4 separate regions of the Homo sapiens genome follow, and all the other regions are linked to region 2. The links are chromatin contacts, found by Hi-C or POLR2A ChIA-PET in ENCODE. All regions are on one chromosome and are shown on one strand. Each heading gives the region's core, a stretch centred on a gene start or an enhancer-like site at or near the end of the contact. The rest is flanking DNA. Distances are from core to core; before and after follow the strand shown.

What was found. A loop is a pair of places that touch in the nucleus more often than their neighbours do. ChIA-PET counts read pairs that join two places held with the same protein, here RNA polymerase II (POLR2A). Pooled maps may share reads with other maps.
Region 1: a map of CD8-positive, alpha-beta T cell shows a loop between it and region 2 (4-fold over the local background). The contact joins the promoter of WDSUB1 here to the promoter of GCA in region 2. A Hi-C loop is called at or near these places in 2 of 168 maps with a recorded cell type or tissue (CD8-positive, alpha-beta T cell and naive thymus-derived CD4-positive, alpha-beta T cell) and 9 of 50 pooled maps.
Region 3: a map of CD8-positive, alpha-beta T cell shows a loop between it and region 2 (11-fold over the local background). The contact joins the promoter of CCDC148 here to the promoter of GCA in region 2. A Hi-C loop is called at or near these places in 2 of 168 maps with a recorded cell type or tissue (CD8-positive, alpha-beta T cell and naive thymus-derived CD4-positive, alpha-beta T cell), 1 of 37 single-sample maps with no recorded cell type and 8 of 50 pooled maps.
Region 4: a loop to region 2 is called in a map of B cell, with 15 times the contacts of the local background. The contact joins the promoter of GALNT3 here to the promoter of GCA in region 2. A Hi-C loop is called at or near these places in 1 of 168 maps with a recorded cell type or tissue (B cell) and 4 of 50 pooled maps. POLR2A ChIA-PET finds 5 or more read pairs at or near these places in 1 of 52 experiments (activated B cell).

The regions. Positions count from the first base shown.
Region 1 is chr2:159,283,828-159,288,173 of GRCh38, forward strand. It overlaps WDSUB1 (WD repeat, sterile alpha motif and U-box domain containing 1), which reads right to left and starts at 2,876. Exons shown (of 11, transcript NM_001128212.3): 1 at 2,756-2,876. RefSeq lists silencers at 2,710-3,149, 2,836-3,005.
Region 2 is chr2:162,342,315-162,346,886 of GRCh38, forward strand. It overlaps GCA (grancalcin), which reads left to right and starts at 1,818. Exons shown (of 8, transcript NM_012198.5): 1 at 1,818-1,961. The coding sequence starts at 1,935. RefSeq lists enhancers at 1,375-1,604, 1,457-1,626 and silencers at 1,655-1,804, 2,045-2,124.
Region 3 is chr2:158,454,614-158,459,370 of GRCh38, forward strand. It overlaps CCDC148 (coiled-coil domain containing 148), which reads right to left and starts at 2,140. Exons shown (of 14, transcript NM_138803.4): 1 at 1,802-2,140. The coding sequence starts at 1,826. It overlaps PKP4 (plakophilin 4), which reads left to right and starts at 2,339. Exons shown (of 22, transcript NM_003628.6): 1 at 2,339-2,605. It overlaps LOC124907900, which reads right to left and starts at 3,521. Exons shown (of 1, transcript XM_047446754.1): 1 at 2,518-3,521. The coding sequence starts at 2,841. The coding sequence ends at 2,518. RefSeq lists silencers at 2,044-2,338, 2,069-2,438, 2,659-2,708, 2,959-3,008, 3,029-3,088 and 1 more and an enhancer at 3,619-3,698.
Region 4 is chr2:165,790,989-165,795,620 of GRCh38, forward strand. GALNT3 (polypeptide N-acetylgalactosaminyltransferase 3) reads right to left here and starts at 3,259. Exons shown (of 11, transcript NM_004482.4): 1 at 3,027-3,259. It overlaps LOC124906086, which reads left to right and starts at 2,598. Exons shown (of 6, transcript XM_047446887.1): 1 at 2,598-2,804; 2 at 2,931-3,349; 3 at 3,812-4,091. The coding sequence starts at 2,598. RefSeq lists enhancers at 2,009-2,915, 2,916-3,821 and silencers at 2,892-2,981, 3,052-3,201.

The sequences.
Region 1 (4,346 bases), core at 1,626-4,125, 3.1 Mb before region 2:
TTGTTGAGACAGGATCTCCCTCTGTCATCCAAGCTTGAGTGCAGTGGCATGTTCTCAGGTCACTGCAACTCCCGCCTCGCGGGTTCAAGTGATTCTCCCACCTCAGCCTCCCAAGTAGCTGGGATTACAGGCATGTCCCACCACGCCCGGCTAATTTTTTGTATTTTTAGTAGAGACCGGGTTTCCCCATGTTGGCCAGGTCTTGAACTCCTGGCCTCAAGTGATCCGCCCACCTCAGCCTCCCAAAGTGCTGGGATAACCAGCGTGAGCCACCGTACCCGGCCAAGGGAGCTCTGTTTTAAAGGACAACCTGTTACCTGGGATAAGAACAATTTGGAGAAAAAAAAATCTATAAGACTATAACCTCTGATTCTCACAACCACCGTTGTCATACCAATAAATTTCCACAACTCCTCAAAAAGAACCTTCAAACTGTCAAATAACTTCAAACTGATTTGATGTTGAGCTTTCAAAACCTAAGGTGTTTATTTCACCTTTGAAGCCTTTCTCATAAGGAGTTCTCAAAAATACCTCACTCCAGATCTGCTCATCTCAACTCAAAAAGTATTTTCTATTCTAATAAACTATCTTAGCTGTTCCCTTCACAGGATGGAGCCAAGGCTATCTGCTCCGCCTTTAAAATCAAACTGTAGGATTTGCTCTTAAAAAAAAACAACAAAAGTCTCATTGAAAATTTATTAATAAGTGACCATGTTGAAAGCTGTCCTATCATGGTTTGTCATCCTGTCTGATAAATAGTAAAATTATACAAAAGACTTGAGGTGAGGAACCACCTCTGAATGAATCAAGGAAACCAAGAAAAGAAAACCTAAGAAAGTGTCAAAAAATGAACTTAGCCAGACCACGCTCAAGAACAAATTTACAAATTTAGAATAAAATCAAACTCATCATGGCAAACAAAATCCTATACAGTCTTATGTAATCAAAATCCTATATAATTCCCGCCTGCCCACTTCTCAGATCTCAACTCTGGCCACTGTCCCTCTCTTCTTTCCAGCCTCCTTGGCCTAACAGTCTTCCGTCTCCATAAAGCGGTTTTCTCAAGCTGAAATGTTCTTGCCTCTGCTCTTGGGATCCTATTTGTCATTTAGATCTCAATTTCAGTGTCTCTCCTCAGAGACGGTTTCCCTATTTAAAGTAGCCACTCCCTAGGCTAGCACATCACTCTATATTCTCAGCAATTACCACCAGCATCGGATATTTGTTAAATTGTCTCCTCCGACTAGGATGTAAATCCCAAAGGAGTAGGTACTTTGCCATCTTGCTCATTTCTGTATCCACACCATGTAAAACTGTCAGGCACCTAATGTACTTAAATAAATATAAGTTGAATATTTATTTTGTTCGAGCCCAACTGAGTTCCAGCCTTTAAATAATCCATATGTAATATGAAATTAGAAAATCTACCAAGACTAAATATATATACACACACAGAAACATAACTGACGGTGGAAAACTGGTGTCAAGTGAGGCAGAATCAGCTCTGAAAGGGGCAGGTATAACCTTGACTTGTAAAATTGATAATCCTTTGTCCTAGTCTTATTTACGGAAACACCTCTACCAAAGAAAAAAAAAGTCTGGGCGCGATGGTGCACACCTGTAGTCCCAGCATTTTGGGAGGCCGAGATGGGTGGAACACTTGAGCCCAAGAGTTTAAGACCAGTCTGGGCAACAAGGCAAGACCCCATCTCTCTAAAAATAAAAATAATTAGCTGGGTGTGGTGGCGAGCACCTGTAGTCCCAGCTACTCGAGAAGCTGAGGCGGGAGCATCACTTGAGCCCCGGAGGTGACGCCGGCGGTGAGCTGTGATTGCACCACTGCACTCTAGCCTGGGCAACAGAGCAGGACCCCATCAATCAATCAAACAAATATTAAGGCATAAGGAGCATGCCTTTCCCTATCTTCATCTTATCCTTTTAGGATAAGTTCAGCTTCTTTTCTTCGAACATAAACTCCAATAAAGCCTAAAAACCAAACACGAAAATTTCTGGTAGACTATCCCTGTACTGCTGTCTTGAAAACAATCAAGACCAGGTGGTGCTTTCTGGAGAGCTCGCAAATCCCAGCTGTGCAAGTGCGCACAGGTGATTTTCCAAACAAACTCCGGCTCCCAGCCCTCTGCCGCACTCAGCTCCCTTTGCAAGTTCCAGGGCATTCAGTGGGAAGTACCGAGGCCACCGTCAGCTGAACAGTTTGTTTTGAAAAAGCTCTCAGGCCTACCCAGGACCTGCCTTGGGGTAGGGGGGGCGGTGTGGGCGTTCCCTCGGGCCTCGGCTGTCACGCGAACAGTAAATTCCCGGGCACACCAGGTCAGTTGGCCAGCGTAAACACATGAATCCCATCTCATTCAAAGCAAACCCGAAAGGTGTCCAGCGCTCCCAAAATAAAGTCCGCCACTTACACCCCCCATGCACGAAAGACCAGGAATGTGCCCCCCTCTATGAGCGGCCGGGCCTCTGTGGACTGAGCGACCCCAGGCAAGAGGGAGGCCTGGGAGGCAGGGAGCTCACCCGCAAGGGGCTTCCTTCCACCCGACGCCGACACGCCCGCCCTAGCCCCGGGCCAAGGGTGCACGAACCACGCCTCGCCGCACTCAAGGTCCCGGTTGGGCCCTGCTGCGCGGTTAGAACCGGGAAATGGAGGGCTCAGACGCCCCGCGCGAGCAGGCCCAGCCGCGCTTCCCCACCTGCCGCCACCGCCGCTGAGCCGGCCCGTGGGCGCGGCCGCTCTCACCTGCAGGAGCGGGGGCGCGCGGGATCCGCCTTCAAGGTGCCCACGGGCGGTGCGGGTCACGTGCCGCGCAGGTGAGGCTGGCGGGGCGGGCGCCGGCGGAGACCCAGAGCAGAGGGAACAGGCCCCGCCCCCGAACGCCCGCGGGGACCCAGAGCGGAGGGAACAGGCCCCGCCCCCCGAACGCCCGCTGTGACCCAGAGCGGAGGGAGTAGGCCCCGCCCCGCGAAAGCCTGTGGAGACCCAGGGCGGAGGGAACAGGCCCCGCCCCCGGGACCGGCCCCTGAGGCGGCGCATGCGCGCTCTTCCGCCCGGACTGCGAGTTCCTCCCCAGCTTCTGGCTCCTAGGGTCAAGGCGATTTCAGGCTTGGAAAGGGACTTCCGTCGCAAATCTTTCTGTTTTTGCTAAAGCTGCGGTCGCAAGGCCTAGTGATCGCCTGAAACGTCGTTTTAAAGGGGCGTTGCATGGAATGTTCGGCCATCCCTGCTGAAAGTTTTTACCTCTTTCTCCAGTTCTCCACCCTGCACTGTGTACTCCGAGGCCGGTCTCCCAGATTGGCCTTCTCTATTTCGGCCACCCTGGGCGGTCCGTGACTTGGCGTCTTCTGCCCTCGCCTCCTCATTCGGGTTCCCCTAGGGGTCTCTCCCGGGCAGGCTGCCTGCCCCGGGCCCCAGCCCTGCCGTTGGGTGGGTATCCTGAGCTCACTGGAACCCCGGGCGCCTTTTCTTCAGCCTTTCCCAGTGCGTCCCACTGGCTCACGGTAGACTGGTTTCCACGTGTCATTGACTACAAAGTGGCCCTGCCAGTGCTTTTTGAGATAAAAATTATCCAGAAAAAAAAAAGTTCCTGAGCAAATTACCACTTGTTAACTAAATGCACAACATAGTGTGGGACTATGTTCAGATGAAAATCAAAGATACAGAGAGCTTTTATTTTTAATCCATGAGGAAACATTAAAAATATATCAGCCTGTGGAGACCGAAGTTACATTTGAAGAGTAATGACCTAAAATGCTCACATTTAAAGATGAAATTGAGACCGTGGGAAACTATTTGCAATGAAAAAGATTAAGGGGAAAGGGAAGATTAAAAATTAGGATTTTGTGAAGTTCTTGTTAATTTTTTAAAATTAGCGGAGTGCATCATGATTGAGACTTTGAACACCAAATTCCATTCCAAAGTATTGCCAAAACAGTATTTTTCTAAAAACAAGTTTTTGATTGTATAAATAATAGAGCTCTCTGTAGGAAACACAGAATATATAACAGGAAAATAAATAGTCAATAATTACACCCCTCAGAGATCACCCACTCAGAGATAACATTTTCTCTCAGTCTTTCAGAAAAACTAATTTTACAAAAAGTCCTGGAAACTGCCTTTTTAAACAAACTTGTGTCATGAGCTGTTCCCATGTCTAAAATTTCATTAGCTTTTTTTTCTACATAATGGTCTACATATAAACATACCATAAATTATTTAACATTTTCCCTGTTGCTGGATGGTTTCAACAATTTTGATCTTAGTGTAGATAATGCTGGATTAAATATCTTTGTACCTAAATCTTTTTCTTTTAGCCTCAATATATTACCACGTT
Region 2 (4,572 bases), core at 568-3,067:
TAGTTATAAGCAAACAAGTAGAGTGCCACAGTTTCATGGAAGTTGGCAGAATGTGTGAGATTCCTGAGTCTGAGACAAATAACTTTATTACTCAAAGCACAACAGGCACCATGAGCTTCATACTTCCATAGATTCCCCTCGTTCTGAAGTCCCACAAGGCGAAGAGGAGCTGCCAGATGGGTGTTGTACATGCACTGTGTTTGTTATGCAACTGGAAGAACTCCAAGCTTAGGAAAGTCCTAAGAAGGCTGCTAGCAAACGTACCCAAACTTTGCCCTGGCAGGAAATACTATCTTTGCAATTAAATGTGCAGAAAGGCAAGAAACCCATGGGGCCTTAACTCCCAACTGCACAAATGCAGCTGCATCAATAAGGCTATTTTGATGAAAACAAGATGCACAAAAATTTTGACCACAGAATCAGACTAACATTGTAAATGTAAACACTCAATCCTTCCTAAGCAGTTCTTTGAATATGTAGTTAATCCGTTGGAATAAAATTTTGCAATGGTTTGTTCTTTCTAGCGCTTTATCATTTGATACCTTCATAAGCCATGCATTTTTCCCTTTTGCCACGTAGGTTTTACCCTTCCCCTCTATTTATTTATGCCAATAATTTAACCTTAGTGGCTTAAGTATTTCTTACAGCATTGAAGGAACTTACAGACACTTTCCCAAGAGTAGCTAGGACATCGGCAATCTTCCTTTCTCTCTGCTGTTTCCTCTGAGAATTGTTTCACAAGGTCCAACATCCTCTTCTGTAGCATAGCTGAACAACAGATACTCAGCTCTGCAAGGCTGATTTCCTTTGTGAATAGTTAACATTTTTTTGATAGCCTTATTTTTAAGAAACATGTTAGCCCTTCTCTTGTTCTTCAGAGATAACTCAAAATAATATCATTTGGTTTTTTCATTTGTTCATAAGCCAAAGCTACAGCTGCCTTGTCCTTTTAAAGTCAGAGCTACAAAATTCATTTGAGTTCCAGAGATAAATCAGACTTGTCCATTGCTATTACTTAATAAGCCAAAGTAATTGAACATTTAACAAGAGTTTGCCCAAAGGCTGAGTCAGATTATATACAGGACACCGTCTATATTATCAGTGTATAAACAGCAAATAAGTTTTTAGTGTATGTTCACGTCCTGTGCAATATTTGGGACATACTTACACTAAAAAAGTTTATTTGGAAATCAACTTTAACTAGATATCCTGTTTATTTGCCAACATGCCACAATTCAGGTCACCATTTATCTACCAAACAGAATCAATAACCTGTTCGTCCAATGTGGCCTCAAGTGGGTTTTGGCGCAGAAGCACTCCTCCTGGACCACAGGTGTGGTCCTGGTTGCAAAGTTTTGATGTGACATCAACACTACACAAAAGTAAATGTAACTGCAAAATTTTGAAATTCACAGATGGGTCTTTGAAGTCCAGCTCAAAAGCGTGGAGGGCTGGTTAAAATAAGTCACAGACTTGCCGGTTTGGGGTTTCTAGAAAGAAAAGTAACTTGAGGAGTTGAAGGCTTGTAGAAGACCTTTCCACAGAGAGTGGGAATTCCGTTGCAGCAGCCAAGGCTTCTTCGGGATTTAGAAGGAGAGCGCGCGAGAACCTGAGGGAGCCAGTAAGAGTCGAGCAGGGACTGGAGGGCTCCCGATGGGGTGTAGCCAATCAGGGCAGAGATGGGTGGGGCTAGGCTGCGGGAAGGGGCGGACTGCAGCTGAGTTGGCTCCAAAGTGTGGGACTCAGCCAATCGGAACCGTGCAGGGCGGGGCTGGCCTGCGGAAGGGGGCGGGTTCGGAGGAGTGAACTGTGCGGTTAGTGCGCCTTTCAGCCTCACCTGCAGCTGCGCCTCCTTGCACCTGCGCCTGTGCTTTTTCTCCCAGCACTGCGGACGCGACTCGAGGGTGACGCTCGCTCCGCTCGTCCCGCTCGTCATGGCCTACCCGGGATACGGAGGAGGGGTGAGTCCCAGCCGCTTGGTCGTGTCCCTCTTCCTCGCGGGGTGTGGCGCCCCCGGGGGCGGTGCCAACGTGCGGGTCCGCCCTTGGCTCCTGCTCCCTGCGTCCGCGCCTGGTACTCGGCGGCGCCGGATTCCGGGGCTGTTGGGGGCCAGGGCCTGGGCGAGCATTGATCCTGGGCTGACTTGGAGCCGCAGGTTTTCTGGTCGTTGAGGACCCTCGAGGAGCGTCCTGGTGGAGCCGAGGGAGTAATGTGTGTTTGGAAATTTATTTCCTGGAATGGAGGAACAAGCCACCCTCTTCTTGTTCCAGTAATCGTTTGTGGTACTTCCCTCCCCCGCCCCCCACTCAGTGTTGCTAGAGATCCTCTTTTTGAATTTCCTGACCACTTCTTGTTCTTTAAGTTCCTTATGAATAAATTAAGGTGTACGGTAAATAACTCCTAATCTTTACTGTTATACGAAGGGCAATCTGTTCTAGACTCCCCCGCTCGCCCCCAGGCGGGGGGAAGTTACTCTTTGTTATAACTTTTATCCTGCATCACCTTTGGGAGTTGCAAGTTATAATCGTAGAGTCCTGGTGGCTAGCCCCTTCTTTTCAGAAAGGAGCCCAAACCTTTAGTATCGATGTCAGTGATCTACACGCTGTGTTAACAGAGTTAACAGTAGTTTGATCCATTGCGGTGTGGGTAGAATATAATATATTTTCTATTTGTTTTTTACCTAAAAAGAGAAATTGTGTTTTACTGATTTTAATATAGGACTTGACTTTGGGCTATGGTTGTGGTCTTCAAAAGAGTTACTCCTACCCCTTGGAGTTCATGGTGGTGGTGGTGGTGGTGGTGGTGGTGGTGGTGGTGGTGGTTGTGGTTGTGGTTGTTGTTGTTGTTTTAGGATATGAATTTCCAGGTCCTCAACTTCCACACATACTTGTTCCTAAAATTGATTTGCTTTCCTTAAGACTTGCCTCAATCCCCTCTGGCACCGTCCACTTTGTAATGCCTATGCCTCCTCAGTCCTTAAATTTAGGAAGGAAGTTTAAGGTACCTAAGGAAAGTAAAGCCCCTTCGAAGATTAATCAAGATAGCATAAACCTGTGGGTCTTTAAAAACGTCCCTAGCGTATACGTATTTTCATTTGGTTGAAGCTATCTGTTAGAAGTTTGTATATTTACTCCTCTTGGTATGCTCTGAATTCATATATGTATGGTAGAGTGAGGTGGCAAGAGTAATACATTTTCATTCAAATAATTTGGTGCTTCCTTACCCACTTTTGTCAGAGTGCTTGAATTTGATGGAGAGTTCCACGACACAATAAAGAGAACGTCTGTATGTGTTTTGAATATTTAAATCCCCTTTTCCATGAATTTAAAATAAACAACTCTTTTCAGCTGTTGTCATGCTCATTATTAATCGCCGGAAAGAGAAGTACCCTCAATAGCTGAAGCAATATATAGATTAGAGGCACTGATTTTAAAAAATGTAATTGAAATATTTTAAGATACATTGGATAAAATTTTGGGATAAAACTTACATGATTTCTTTAGTAGGAGAATATTAATAAGATAGTTGAGACGTTTATAAATCCTGTTAAAGGAAACCCATGCCTTATTAATGTTTCTTATATTCTTTTAACAAAATATAAAATGTCAGCTGCTAGACCTAATTGTTTTGATAGTATACTTTTATCTAATTAAGTGCATGATTTATCTCTGTAGGAGATGCATTTCCAATAGATTTTTACTTTCTTCTTTTAAGAATTGTTTATAAAAATTGTATTATTTTCTTTTTTTTACTAATTGTATACGAATAAAAATTATAACTCAATGTAAAGGACTTTTTTCTTTGTTTCTCACTTTGGTCACAGGAAATGAAACAATCTAAAACTTCGTTACATGTTTTTGTTTGTACATGTTGTATTATACAAGCTTCAGTGTTTTCAATAATAAAAAAACATTTTAAGCACAGAAAACTTAAACAGATTAGATTTTCACACAAGAAATAGCATACAAAATCAATTCAAAGATGAAGAATCTGTCCTTAGGAATAACTTTTAATCTGTTTTCCCTTCCCAATTTGCAGCATTAGCTTTCCCCAGTCCCATAATTTGAGAACCTGGTGGTCAGATTAATGATGGTTACCAATTCTTTACCACTCCCCTTATCGAAAGGCACAGACTATTTCTCCACTTTCTTCAATCTGGATTGGGCCTGTTTCACCTTCATCTGGTAGAATACAGTAGAAAAGACACCATGGCAGTTCCAGACTCAATATTTTAAGAGGACTGGCAGCTTCTCTTTCTCTCTCTTAGAAGCTGACTGCCAAGCTATGAAAAAGTGGAAGAGCCATGTGAAAGGGCCCATGTGGAGGAGAACTGGGGCCCCTGGCCAACAAGGTTCATCCCTAAACACGGTTTACATAAATTTATATTTCAAGTTGTCCTCTTGACAGTTTCAAATGAGTCAAAATTGATCATTATTATTATTACTACATAATGTGGGTAAGGAAAGGCTTAGACAATATTTTCATGTCCAAGCCTTTCATGTTGCTTTGCATGTTTTTGAATCTTTACTATTGCCATTTTGTTATGGCTTTAGTTAAAACTAGATCACATAA
Region 3 (4,757 bases), core at 890-3,389, 3.9 Mb before region 2:
AGCAGACATTGGACAGGTTTGGAAGTGGCCTGGATAATGTTCCTGGATAAGTGTTCCAGATAATCATCCTCCTGATGAGGAAAGGAACTGAGAATCAGTGAAGACACAGCCAAGTCTGAATAGCATGAACTTTTAGTGGAATGAAGTGATTCTTTAACCTTGTCTAGCAATGCTTAGTAGCGCAGGAGCAAGTTCAAAAGAAACCTTTCAACTAAATACAAAAATAAACAAAAAAATTAATGTTGAGTGGCAACTTATTTCAGGGGACATTATTCATGGTGGATTTCAGTAACATTTTAATTATGACAAACACGAAATCTACAATATCAAAATAGTCATCTGAGAAAAACACCCACACAAAAAGATTATTGGAGTAATAATCTTTTATTTTCTTCTTTCTATGCTAGCCTAAGGCAAGAGAAAAGACCCATTTTTTCTTTCCATTAGACACAACTTTCATTCATTTGATGTTATTGAAATTTAAAAGAAGCAAAATCATTGGTATCTTTTCATTAAACATGTGTCTCATATAACAATTTGTGGTTTACTTTTTCTGTTCTATAAACAAAAACACACATTAAAAAGCCGGAAGAAGTAAAAAACAGCCTATTTCCATGATGGCCAGCCATGGCACAGCACTTCCTGGCCCCTGCTGATCCCTTCTCAATTCTGAAAATATTTAGGGGGAACATACACACGTTCACCTGTTTTGTTCCACAGTCCTACCCTGTGTAGGACTGTCAACTGAGTTCACATTTTACTACAAATGTGGAGAGGTTTTTTTTTTTCCAATCAAGGCACCATATTAACATTTCTTAGGTTACATCTTTGTAATCTTCAATTATAGTAAGATAAAAACCAGTAGCAAAGCATATCACCCAACTTAAAATTCAGAACAATACTTAGACATATGCAGCTTGCACACACATTAACCTGTTTCTCCCAACAAAATATTTGTAATTTCCAAAATCCTATCAGCTTTTTCACACAATATGGTCCCTCCAATTTGAGGGGTAGTAACATAGTCTCCTTACTAAAGAGATTAGTCTAAAAAAAGTAAAATCGCCAAAAGAATGTAAGAATATCAGTGGCTATAGGCTAGAGCAATATCATCTTTTAAAGCCTAATATGTTCATGAAATCTCACTTTAAGAAGGTGATATCTAAACATAAAATTTATTGACAAAAAACAATTAGTATTGATAAACCACCACAAAATGATTTTAAATGAAAGTAGAAGACATTATTAAAGCTCAAGATTTTTGCGTGTACTGATTTCATGCCTCAGGTTATTTCCATATCAAATTTAAAGAGATACTGGAAAATAGAAAACAAAATCCATCAACTGTAATCCATTTCCCTTACTCTTTTGTGAAATCATCACAAGGTGTGAAGGATTGTTTCTGTTTCCTCTATCTTTAACAAGCCTGTAACCTCTCAAGTGAAAGAACATGCACCTGTCAAGCTCATAGTGCGGGATGTACACACAGATGTGTTTAATAAATATCTGCCCACAGGGAGATTAGAGGTTTGCTTTGAGAATCAGGGAACAGGCTAGCTCATGTGTTGACGCTTTGGCATCTATCATACAATCCGCCACCTCGTTCCCTTACCAAAATATCCTCAAAGGAAATCCTCTTTGAGTCTTTCAGAAGAGTTATGAGTTTGAGGACCCAAAACGTTGAGGAAAGATCCACCCCAGGGAAGGGGGAGTGGCTGCAGAGAACAAACATAAGTAGGATTTAGGTGGCTCAGTGACGTCAGGAGGAAGCAGCGATGGAAGGGATGGGGTGCAAACTCACCTGGAGAAGCAGAAGCTGCACACATGTCAAAGGTCAAAGGGCATAGCCTCAGGGACTCCCCAAACGCAGGAAAAGTGAAACGCCCACTCCTGGGCTCTCGCCGTCAGGGGTACATCTAAGGGCTCAGCTGTTCCTACCTTTGACGCCAGGGACAAACCCTACCAGGCACAGTTGGGATTGGCAGTAAGGCAAGGAAAGCCTGCCCCAGATTTCAGAGCCAGCGCTGGGGAATCTCCCTGTCCTCTCCGCCACCCCCTCCCGCGCCCGAGACCTGAGACACCTTCTCTCTCACACCCACCCTCTCCAGGCCCTCTCGCGCTGAACAGCATCGGTCTCTATGGCGACCTGAAACCGCAGCTCCCATTGGCCTGTTCAATATGAGGGCCGGGCCAATGGGGAGGGCCAGCCCTCTCCTTCCCGCCAATGGGGTGGCGGGAGCTGGCCCGGGGACGGCGGCGTGCTGACGTTCCCGGGAGCCCGGGGCTGGCCGGGCGGGAGGGCTGGCAGCGGGGCGGGCGGCGGCGGCGGCCTCTGGGCAGTAGAGGGGGCTCCGGGGCTGAGTCCGCGTCGACGCCGGCCGCGGAGGCGGCACCATGGGCAAGGGGTAGAGGGGCAAGTTGGCCACCGCCGCCGCCGGGGGTGGTGGGAGAGCCGCTCCGGGGGCGGGGGCCGGTGGGGGAGGGAGGGGCGGGCAGCCGCGCCGCCGCGGCACTTTTTTAATTTTTTCGGGTGCCGCAGCGGCGACCCCTCGGCGCCGATGTCCCTGATCCCTGGAGCGACGACGGCCGCTGCCTAAGCTGGAAAGTAAGTGTGTGGGCTCGCGGGAGGGCGCGGAGACTCCTGCCCACGAGACCCTCGGCCCTCGCCCCGAACACGCGCCAGGGCCAGGACCTGCGCGCCGGGGGCCGGGGGCCTCCCTCCCGCTGCCGCGTCCCCAGCGCCTCGCGGCCGCCGCGGCTTTCCTGCCCCGCCTCGTGTTCCTGCCCGCACTCGCCTGCTGCTCCCCTCCCCCCGGCAGGCGCACAAGTTTCACCCTCCATTTGCTTTTCCCGGCGATTCCTCTCCCCGGTCTCCCGTACGCGCAGCGCACGACCTCTGCCCACGCTGGGCTGTTCGGATTCAGAGCTCCCAGCCCCGAACTTGAGCGCCGCGCTGAGCCCTGCTGGACGCCCTCGCGGCGGCTTCCCCGCTGCCTGCCGCCGCGCGCCCCAAGTCGCCCTCGACACCACTGGGCGCCCGCCCTCCTCAGCACTCGGGGCCGGCTGTCTGTCCTTCTAGCCCCAGATCCTGCACCTTGGTCCCCTCCCCGTCTTCCCACGCCCCTGCTGCCCGCGCGGTCTTGCGTTTGTCCCCGAAGTCCTGTACTCCTTGCCGGTCCTGCCCACCCCTCTGCCTAGTGCGCCCCTCTCTACCGGCCGCGGATCCTCACGCTCCACCCCTCCCGGCTCCCCAGCGCCGAGCCTCGCCGCTGCCCTCCTGCGCCGCCGCTTCCTCCTCTCCCTGCCAGGAGTTGAAGCGGAGCTGCGGCACCTCCCTGGCGGATCTGGTATCCCCGCCCGCTGCCGAGGCTGCCGGCCCTCTCCCCTGGACCGCTACCCGGAGAGCGAGCGGCGGGGCCGGGATTTGGCTGCGTGTTGGCTGAGTGCGACACACCGCGAGCGCGGGCAGTGGAGGTGCCGCGGCGGCCGTGGCCGCTCGGGGCGCAGCGGTAGTCAGGTGTGTGTGTACAGCGGGGGACGCGCGCTGCCGGCTCCTGGGCTGGCGACAGATTGTGCAGGAATGCGAGGAATGCACCAGGGGCAGAGTCCACACAGCCCGCCGCGGCTGCCCTAGCGCCTTCCCTCCCCAGCTCTCGCCGCGCAGCCAGAGGTCACCGGAGCATCTTCGGAGCTGGTGAGCCTCATTCCACTCCTCTCCTCCCATAGCTTCCCTCCATGCGGCAGAGGGGAAGCGCGGTAATTCTTTGGGGCTCCAGCTAGCCTTTCGTCTGGGTTTTTGCTGCATTGGTCTTCAGGACCGTGAATTTGGGGCCGATGACTGTGTAGCCAAGGTTATTGATCATTGCACAGGGCTGTTGGCAAGTTTGGTGTGCAAGGTTTGGATAGTGCCTGGTTTTCACTAGGGTTTTCTGAAAACCAGCAGAAACAGGGGGCCTGAAGGTTGTTAGAGTAATGAGCTTGCAGCCAACATATTTTAGCTCTATCAAAAAATGCCTGTTAGTGCTCACGGGCATGTACTGCGAGAGAGATCTTGAATGCATCACTTTGGTATCCTAAGAAGTGTAATTTTTTTCCCTCGTCATACTGGGCTGTGTTTAGACCTCGTATAATACATAATGAATAGAAACAGAGAAGCACTGTTCGGTCAGCGATGGGACAGATAGAACTGTCTGGTACAGTTAAATTCGGGACGTGTCAGTTACCATTGAAAGTAACACGGGGACACCACAATCATGTATATTTCAAGATGTAATTTATTAGTGGAGGTCTCAGTTTTTTCTCTTTGTTACTGAGTTTGACTGAAAAAAAAAAATAAATGCTGCCCTACAAGTTTTAAAGAACGGTAATTATTTACGTGTAAAATCAATGATGGCTAGTATGCATTTTTGGTCAAATTTTGTTTTCCTTAATACGGGAGAGCAAAATTTTGACAGAAAATGGTTCGCTAGAATTGAGCTTAGATTCTTTTTATTTTTAAAGAGAAACTAGAAGAATGCTTCTCTTCTTGAATGCAGTATATTGCTGTAGGAGTATCTTCGTTTTGGTGCCTGTGAAACAGTTATGGAAAATGGCAACATGAAAACGAGAACAACTAATGTCTGAAATAAGTGTTTCTGGGTGTTGAAAAGCATCATATGTGTGTTTTTATTTGACACAATTTGCTTTGCAGGTTGCATTTATGATAAACCTCTTTGCACCTGGTTATTTTATGTCAGATTCAGTAAAATAATAAGTCA
Region 4 (4,632 bases), core at 2,009-4,508, 3.5 Mb after region 2:
AATTTCACTGAATTCTTATCATCAAAATCCCCTCAGAAAAAAATATTTCTAGTTTTTCCTGTTCCCAAATACACTACAGCATGATGAGAACCCATTTAACACAAAATATGTATAATGAACAAGGTTTCATGTAGTTCTTAATATTTGAAAGATTTAATCTAGCACCAAGGTCCTGGAGCCTCAAGCCCTACAATACATGTTTAATTAGGATTACAGTAAAGTTTTTAAGAAATAATTTATTTTCTTTCATGTGAGTGGGTGTGTGCCTGTGTGTGTGTGTGTGTGTGTGTGTATACGCATGTATGAGACAGAGAAAAAGAAAGCTGGTAGAAAAATCAGCCTTTAAAAGAACAAAAATTCAACAGAATAGTGCTATTTTCACATTGAGGGCTCCAGCACTTTCGTGGTCATAAAGCAGTCTAATTGTTTAGACCAACGTTTTTAAAAATAAAATAATAAAGAACATACATGTTGTAAGGTTAAGCACTGTTTTATATTAATAAAACTTGTTTCATTTATATACACTCACATTGGAGTTTACAGAGTTGAGGCAGAGAATAAATTAGTTATTGAGGATTGCAGTAAAAGGAAAAAAAAGTTTAAAGAAACTTAGTGTTAAGGAAGTGTGCTTGAAATAAAAAATCTGGAGTGTTGCAAATGGATGAAAGGCACTGGGTAGCTGCCTCATAAAATATATTTTAAGCCAATATAATAAAAAGATCAGAAGACTAAATAATGTTATCCACATTGACTTAAAAAATTAACTGTGGCTTGGAAATACCAAGAAGGAACTAAAAGTCTCAACTGACATGGCATCATCAATATGCATGCTATTCCACAATGAGAGGAGCATGATGCCTTCACTGGGTAGTTTCCACGAAGTCAGGCAATATTTGGACAAGTAGAAATGAGGGTAAATCAGAGTGAAGAAAGAGCAATGGACAATTCTGTAATTACAAAGGCCTTACAAATTATATGAAAGAAAAAAGATAAACATCTTATGGTAAGTGAGGATGTGGGTGGTGAAAAGTAAGATACAGGAGTCATGAGTCAAGCCACTGGAATGATCATGCCATCTCTGAGTGAAATGAAGTTAGAATACCTCTCTTGGCTTCAATTTTTCATAAATGGATGGTTTGAGTATTGAATCTCCAAAGTGAGAAAGGGATCTCGAGAATGCTAGGGCTGGAAGATACTCCTGATTGTTTTTAAGGTTTTGTTATCTTAATCTAGGAAAGTATTATTTTTCCTATTTAACAGATAGATTAAGTTACACTGTTACTCTAGCTAATGAAAACATGTTACATTTCTCACTAGAGGTTAAGAGGAAAGACAGTCTGGTAACATCTGCCTAGTAAGTAATGAAGACTAATATTCAAAATTCAGGGAACAACTCCTATATCTCATATTTAAACAGTATTTAGCACATTTGTTTCTCTGTATGGAGACAAGATTAAGAGGTCAGGTGAGATCCTTTTAAGAAATGTAGAAAAGTGGTGATTGAATTAATAATTACATCATGTTATGCTGTGGTTGGCTTTTAGATTTCCATCTAATCTTAAAAAGAAGAAGAAAAATAACCCCACTACATGTTGCATCAGGCATTTTAAGTAAAACGTGCAATTTAAAAAATATTTTTAAAATGTGTGGAGATAGAACAAAACAATGGAATTGTTATTATTATCAGAAACTTCTACGTAAAAATGTTGGTTAAAGCAATATATAAAGATTGATTCTCGGTACAAATTGCTTGGAAAGTTTAACATGTGCACTAGATTTCAGATATTAAAAGTTAAATTAAAAAAAAGAATCTAATGGCAGCGTGTGACTTTAACCTCATGGATTTTAGCCACAAACGCAAAGAAAAATATATACAATAAAAGAAGCAACAGATTTTCCCACAAGCAGAGATTTTCTAATTAAAATGCTGTCACTTTAATATTTTTTAGCTATAGAATTTGACTGTAAATGTCTTCATTATGTAGTGTAACTTCTATAGCAAGTTATGTTAACGTTTTCAAGAATCGGAAATATTGGTAACTCGATGGGGTTCTTAAAACAGAAATAGTTTCTTTGATGAGTTGGAAAGAGAAGGAAATAAAAGTCTAAGGTAAGCGCCAGTTTCACCCTCAATTCTTAGGCTTCAGAAAAGCCTAATTAGGCAGGGAAAGGAATCTGGGCCTGGCACACCCAAGCTTAGACGTGGCAGGATCCTGAAACAATGTTTTTTTGAACCTTTGAGTCATATGCCACAGGCAAACCATAGCCGCGATATGCAGGTCCTTAAGTCAACAGGTCCTCTAACGAGATGGTGAGTGGTTGGTGCGTGGCAGTTGGATTTCTTCCCGCCACGGAAGAAAAGAACTCTTCTCCATTGATCAGGAAAGTGGGCCCAACTCTGGCCTGGAGAGCGCACCCGGAAAAGTGCAGAGTCGAAACAGAGAGAGAGGGGTGTCCGCGTCCCGGCCACAGAGCCCTTTCCAAACCACTCGGAAACCATTTAAATGGCTCGGCGGCCGCGGTTTGCAGCCTAGAACTGTTTGGGGTCCCCGGCTAGGAAAGTTGCCTGGCAAAGCCATGTCTTTCGCTGTCGCGGGATGTCCTCTCGGGCAGAGAGGCTGGAGGAGACAGGCAACCTGCTAGCCGGAGTGGAAGCGCGCCCGCCTCCCGCCGGGCCCTCCCTCTCAGGGTCCCCACGCTGCGACCCTCCCAAGGGCAAGTCCGGGGCCACCAGGTCTTTGGTCTCCGTCCAGCTCCTCAGGGGCCGCCCCATAGGGACTGGCGGGGGCACCGTGGGCGAGAGGGTGTGACCGGGCTCCCCCCCGAGGCGCCACCTGCCCCTTGGCCCAGGGCGCCCCTTTCGGGATCTCTCCAGGGGCAACCGACACACTGCTCTCGAGACCGTCTCCAACCGGCCACCTGGACCGTAGCCCTGTCCCCAACACGTGAACCCCTGCGGCCGTCCTCCCGCCTGCTCTAACGCAGCCCAGGGGTACCGCGTCTCCCTCCGCCTGCCGCCGGCTTACCTGGCGGGTGGGCAGGGCAGGGTGGCGGGAAGCGGCGGCCGGGCAGGCGCTGGACGTGGGCTAGGCGCCAGGTGCAGGTGGCGGCGGCTGCGACTCCGGTTGCTGTCGCCACAGTTGCGGCTCAGTAGAGCTCCTCCTCCGCCGCCGCCTCCTGCCTTCCCGCTGGGCCTCCCGCGTTGCCTGGAGAGGCAGAACCGAGGCTCGGCTTCCACTTGGAGTCTCCCAGGTGAGCTCCAGCCTGCGACGTCGGCAGGGGCGAGGCCCCACTTCCGCGCCTGCGCGCCAGCCTCCCGCCCCGCCCCAGCCCTACCTGAGCGCTCCAGGTGAGAACCTTGGATCGCGCGCGCAGGGTGGGGGCGCCGTCCGGGCCAAGCCTGGCTGTCGCGCGGCTTCTCTCTGAGTGGTCGGCGAGGCTGCTGCTCCGCGCAAGTTGTGGCTCCCGGCCCATCTACATTGGAGGAATCCTGCACTGACCTGGTGGCAGTGATCACCTTGTAGCCAGAACACAGTCTGCTGGGTCCTTGGGGAACCAGAAGTTCTAGATTTCCCCCACACGGTTCCTCCCTTCCTCCTCGGTTCGCCAAAATGAAGGGGTGCGCTGCCTCCGAGGACCACTTCGGGAGGGCAGCAACTGCTGGCTCATGTGGTTTCTTCGGGCAGGGTTCAGCAGCTTCTGTCACCAGTTAGGTTTCGTGAGCTTCCTTCCCGTGTAGTCTTGATTTCATCACTTGACTCACTTCAGCGCAGCTAGTGGTTTCCGTTTCTGTACGCGGGCGCTCTGGTAGGGGCGCCTCACGTCCAAAGGAGGAGTCTTCTTCCAAAGAAGAGCCTTTGGTATTTGGCAGAGCCTCGCCAATTTGGGGCGCACCTCCCCTTCCTGGGATGCTCTCAGAAGGCAAACCAATTCCCAGAAGAGAGGGAAAAACAGCCACAACAGAGAGAACCTTTGCTGTCCCTGTTTGGAAAGAGATTGGGATTTCCTGGAGAGGGCTTGCTTCTACTGCAGGTTTGTTTAAAAGCTCAACATCTATTCTGGAAGAGAACAACGCAGACTCCAGGAAGATGGTGGGTTTTGCTGTTTTTAAGACAAAAAAAAATTGTTAAACAGTATTTGTTCCATTTATGACACAACTTTCTGTTTCAGCCTTCCTTCTGCTGCTGCAACAAACATTGACACACCCAAAACCAGGACTTAAAATGGCCTTTATACCTTTCTATGAACTCATTTCTTTGGCCCTATCCCAAAGATATCTAGGGATATAAATAGAAAACTAGCTAAAAACTTTTTGGTGTCGTGTTTAATCACATGGTGGTAGGTTTTACTATGAAGTTTAGTTGTGGCCTTCCTCCTACATTTTGACATGCTCTTATGGTGCTTATTCACTGTTTTATTAGTGCTATGCGTGACCTAAAAATAAGGTTTAAAATACAGTTTAGTATAGTATCAACAAGTGTATCTTTAGTATTTGACTACTCTAAGACATTGGTTTTAGCATCCATAGTGCTATTTTATACTAGGACATCTATGAGTTAGGGTTTAAGACTTTAGTAAACTAGGTAGTTCTTTGCTTGTTTTACATGTCATGGTTATTTTGCGAGCACCAAG